Linked DNA regions of Homo sapiens: region 1 is linked to region 2. A link is an interaction called in ENCODE POLR2A ChIA-PET data of the cell type or tissue named here. Cell type or tissue: CD4-positive, alpha-beta T cell. All regions are shown on one strand.

Evidence for each region. Peaks named below come from ENCODE experiments on the same cell type or tissue, not always from the same donor. Only the 100,000 strongest peaks of a DNase experiment are listed, where the experiment ranks them.
Region 1: POLR2A ChIA-PET joins it to region 2 with 6 read pairs; 9 of 35 experiments call an interaction of 5 or more read pairs at or near these places.

What each region holds. Positions count from the first base shown.
Region 1 is chr20:58,883,692-58,886,191 of GRCh38, forward strand. The region is part of intron 1 of LOC101927932 (a long non-coding RNA gene); the gene reads right to left. It also overlaps a transcript of GNAS not described here. Among named protein-coding and RNA genes, the nearest start is that of GNAS, 6.5 kb to the right of the region's middle. In CD4-positive, alpha-beta T cell, no CTCF peak of the experiment used is centred here; no DNase peak of the experiment used is centred here.
Region 2 is chr20:59,122,017-59,124,516 of GRCh38, forward strand. It overlaps a transcript of ZNF831 not described here. Among named protein-coding and RNA genes, the nearest start is that of ZNF831, 41 kb to the right of the region's middle. RefSeq lists an enhancer at 11-560. In CD4-positive, alpha-beta T cell, no CTCF peak of the experiment used is centred here; DNase peaks (open chromatin) are centred at 55, 315, 655 and 1,245; H3K4me3 peaks cover 2,145 bases; H3K27ac peaks cover 2,500 bases.

The DNA.
Region 1 (2,500 bases), 240 kb before region 2:
GGGCATAGCCCTGAGCTCCCCAGCAAATGCTGAATTTCAACCAACTGGAGGCTACATGGAAATCAAGCAGAGGAAGGCTGCAGTGGCCTTGGGAAGGAGAGTTAGAGCCTGTACGAAAAGAGGGGGCAGCCCTCCTCATTGGGAGCTGTGCAGACTGTGCCCCGATGGTTAGTTCCCCCCTCAAAATAAAAGCCAGGGAAATAGGTGGAGCTAAGCGGTAATTACACATTTTTCAATTTCAACTAAAACGTGTGGGCAAACACAAAACGATGAAAAGGTATCTACATTTCTAGATGAATTAAATGTGTGACTAATTATGTCACGTTAATTGCTTAATTCCTGGTTTACCAACAGCAGATGGAAGTGGGACTGGAGAGGGGGTTTTAGCTCTGAAGGCGAATGACACCTGAGGCCCAGTCTAAATCTCAGTTTTCCCAAACTGAGGCTAGACCATAACGGCAGGGCTGTTTGAAAATGATCACCTACATTTGGTTGGCAGGTAGATAAAATCTGAAGATGTAAAACTTCTATTTAGCAGTCGTTTCATTTGTATATGTCCACAAAGCAGCATTTAACTAAACAAAATGAATTGCCTGATTAATCCAGTGTTTTTAACTGTCTAAACTCCAATTCTATGGAGCTAAATTTGAAGAAGTGAATACCATGAAAAAAACCCTAAAATCTTTAAAATAAGAACAATTATAAAGGGCTTCTTTTATCTAAGGAAATTTTATTAGAACCTCAGGCCTCCTGACTGGGCTCAATATCACATCTCCAGGTGCACCAACTGCCTCTTATTTTTTCCTGTTGTCACTTGTTTAGTAAGATGTTGGATCAAAGTGTCATTTAAATAAGGCATCTTGTAAATAAGCAGGAAAGTAAACTGGTCCATGTCTATTTTTAACTAGTCTCCCTACATTATTCTCCATCCTGGATGAGTTTCCATCTTCAAGGCCAAGTTAAAAGTTCTAAGCAACAGGTTTTCCCATTACCTTAGTCCTCATGAAAATTTTTCCCCAAGGGAAGTGAAGGATATTTCAGTTTAGGAAAATTAGCTTTCCTGCCGTAGAGCGGCAAAACTCTTAAATATTTTTTTCTACTCAATTAAGAGCTCCATTAAGTGGGTCCATTGATCTGTTATTGATGTTGATGTACCTCAAAGAAAATGGAGCTTCCTCAGTCTTCTCCTGGATTTGACTTTCAGTTTTGGAGTTACTTGTGGAAGCTGCCGCCTGTGTTCTGCTGATGGGTCTGCCTTTTGGTCCTGCTAGTGGGTTTGTTTTCTGCTCCCTGTTGATATCCAAGTTGTGTGTCCACCTAGAATCTTCAATGAAGGGTAACATGTGCATCATATCATTTAGGCTTCTAAAAGGAACAAAGTAATACATGTCATCTCTTTTTGTTAGCTTCCCCCTTCTTGAGGTAGATGGTGGTTTTGTTAAAAGTCCATTCCTGCCCACGCTGGGGCTCATGGGGATGTGGTGAGAAAGGCACTGATGGCCTGGGGAATTGGGCGTCTGTCCACAGAGACCAGGAAGCCTCTCTCACAGATGGTGCCTCCCCATCAGAGAGTCAGGAAAGATCAAGAAGGGCTGCAAAACGTCCTCTTTGCCCTCATATTATGTGCCATGCTTTTAAGTAGATGTTTGAACAGCATCTCAAAGCCACTGGCTCAAGAAATTGGGTCCAAATACACTGGCCAATGTACGTCCACATTCTGTTTGAATTAGAGTATGTTCTGAATTAAAAACAGATCATTTTAAAATGAGTTGATGGATAATAAATAGGAAAATGTCATATGGCCATGTAGTTAATTCTTCAGTAATTGACTTCAAGTCTTCTGAAATGAAGTTTTATATCATGTTTAGTTTTGAATACAAGTTTAGGGTTACTTTATGGTTGGAGTTACTAACTAGTGAATATGACAAGAAAAAAAAATGTCCTAGATAATCACTACATTCGATTTCTAAGAACTTTTATGGTCTAAAGTAATAGAGCCTTCTTACAAGGATTAACTGAGACTAGGAAATGCTTTTTACAATTCCTGCTTTCATCATCTGCATGACATAGGCTTTGATATTCATTTGCAATAGCAGTTTCAGTCATTCTAGCTAATTAAAGTGCAGAACGTGCTTTGAAGACAGGAAACACTGTGGAAGTGCTAAATACTATTATTAAAACCTTACAGCTAAAGTTTCTGTTTCAGTGGAAACCTATTTATTGTTTCCTAGGCTATTAAAATAATATTATAATTACATTTGCTCTGGGCTCTTGGAAGACAACTTAAAATGACCCCAACTAATGAAAGGCCAAGGATAACATTCTTGTCCAAAAACTGAGTGACAGCATTAAGCAGAACAGTATTTTCAAGATTCTAAGCTGTAGCAAGTCCACTGCTTCAAAAGGTAGACAAGGCATTCTTACTCAGAAAGGAGGATACCCAGGGGCCAAGGAACACAAACTGCCTTTATCACCACGAAGCTGACAAGACCACAGAATT
Region 2 (2,500 bases):
TGGAAGGTCACTGACTTTGAAAGCGCAAGGTATTCTTGTTGCCATGGATACCCCCATTGAGACATTAGAGTGCAAAGAGAGAAACCTAGTGTTGCCTTGACAACAGGTTTGCAAATCCGAGTCTGGTAAAGCAAAAGACTACAAAGAACAGGAAGAATCAGGAGGAGGGGGAAATTAGCCTAAAGAAGCTTCCCTTCTCCCAGCAAAACAACAACTTGCCTCCATGCAGTTTGAGAGTCTGTTAGAAGAAGCACTGCCTGAATGGGGAGCTATAAAGTGAACAACAGGAAGCCCTTCTCTTTTCATGGCCCATCTCCACAGCAGGAGAAAAGTCTCACAGCCAGGGAGCAGCATGCGGCACTGTCACTAAGTGCCTCCTTCAAGAGTTCACAATTTGCTCTCAGCCAAGCTTCATTCCAAGAATGAGAGTTTGCTCAAGCTGGAAGGGGTCTGAACAGCATCGAGTCCCTTACTCATCCTCTCCATCAGCTGGGAGGGAAGCTGAGGTCCTGAGAGGGAAGAGGGCTGCTCGCAGTCAGTCTAATGTGCCATTAGGATTTTAGTCTAGTCTAGTGGGTAAGCATTCAGGGCCCGGAGTCAGACAGACCTGAGTACAAGTCCTAGTGACACCATTTACTAGCTGTGTGACATTCTGCAAACCAGCTGACCTCGTAAACTCTTTCTGTAAGATGAGGATCTCACTAATGTCAGCCTCAGAGGGTGGTGAGAACTCAGTGAACTAATGCATGAGAAGCACTTACACAGTGTCTAACCTGCAATGAGCTTGCAATAAATTGCGTGTTATTCTTTCTACTATGATCATGTCACTCTGCCTCTACTCTTCAGACTCATTGAAGTAGTACCAAGGAGGCTCAACTGGATCCAGAATCTCCCTCGGGAGGCTTGGTGGTCCATTTTCAGATGCCCTGTGTCATTTTCTGTATCATACAATTGGATGTCACAGTTTCTAATTTTCAAAGCCATTGCATTTTCTATTTCCTCTTCCCTACAGCTTGGCTGGGCAGGCAGGTGGGGCAACACTAGCTTCATTTTTTTTTTTTTCACTTTGTCAGGGAGGAAATTGAACCCCGGGGAGGTTTGACGATCTGCCCAAAGTCCCTGGGAAGTTTCCGGCCGTTCTAGGGCTAAAGCTCAGCTCTCTCGACTGCATCTCCTTCCCACCCCCATGTGGCTACCCCCATAGAATGGCGCATCCACGTAGATGGCCCAGATGTTGGGTTTAAGGGAGAGAGAGAAAGGAAGTTTGGGGCATCTGTTTATGAGAGAAAATCGTCAGCCGTGCGTGGAAATCTTATGCATAGCAAATAAATGATGGGCAAATACCCACTTGCATATTCAGAGGCACATTTCAGATGTGAACATCCTGTCTCACCAAAACAACCCCAGCTAAGAAGTTCCGTCGGGGGTGGAGGACTTTTTCCAAGCCTTTGTTTCTGTGGAGTCTCTGTGCATGGCCTGCTGTGATGAGGTAGGGGTTGACCCAGAAGTCTAAGGAGGCCACCACCCCGTAGGAAAGAGGAGCCAGCAGACAGCAGCGCCGGGGGTTATTGGGGACCCCCAAATGGGGAAAGGTAGGGGTGTAGACAAAATCAGCAGCCCTGTCTGTATTTGACAAGCAGGGCAAGGAGGAAGAAAGCTCAAGGAGAGCGATGTGGAGGTGACTCGATGACAGGGTCAGTGCAGGTGAGGGGAGTGGGCTACCCATTAATTCCCAGGAGCATGGTGGTCTTCCCAGCCCAGCCACACAGCTGCTAAGGGATCTTGCTTTCTGAGGAGTGTCTCTAATCGGGGCATTTGATTTACAGCAGCATTTCTGGGCTCCAATCAGGCATCTCATCCACAGAACATAAACCAGATTAAGAAGCTCTCTGAAGCATATTTGAAGTCAGTGACAGTTGAAAGGATATTAAAGTTTTGACTTCAAACTAGCTTAGCCAGGGCACACGGAGCAGGCAATACAGGTCTTCCTCCTGCCAGGAGAACCTTTACCATTCCCCGTGAAGGTCAGGATTGTTGGTTCAGGTGCGGGGACAAGGTGGGGTGGACTCCTACGCAAAATAATCTGTGTTGGTGGCAATGTCAGGTGATCCTCCAGCAGCTCAGGAAAAATAAACTCTTCCTATGGCCGTTTCTTTTCCCTCGGTTCTGAACGGGAGGAGGACACTGGGATGCCTGTTTGTGTTCTATGACTCTAGCCTCTAGGGTCATTCCTCAGGCCCCATTGCCAAAGAAAAATCATGGCTGTGTTGGTGGTCTCATCTGGCCTCATATTACCATAGGCTGGCTGGAAGCACAGCTGGGTACAGAGTCTGATTTTGAACAAAACTGTCACCTCTTTTGTCCCTTGGCAACATCCCTCAGTGCCACATAAGGTTTGTTTTTGTGTACCTGATTCACCATCTGTCTCAGGGTTAGCAATCCAAGTTCTGAAATCATCTGGGCTTCACAAGCATGATTAGCTGTTGATCTGGCTTCTGTT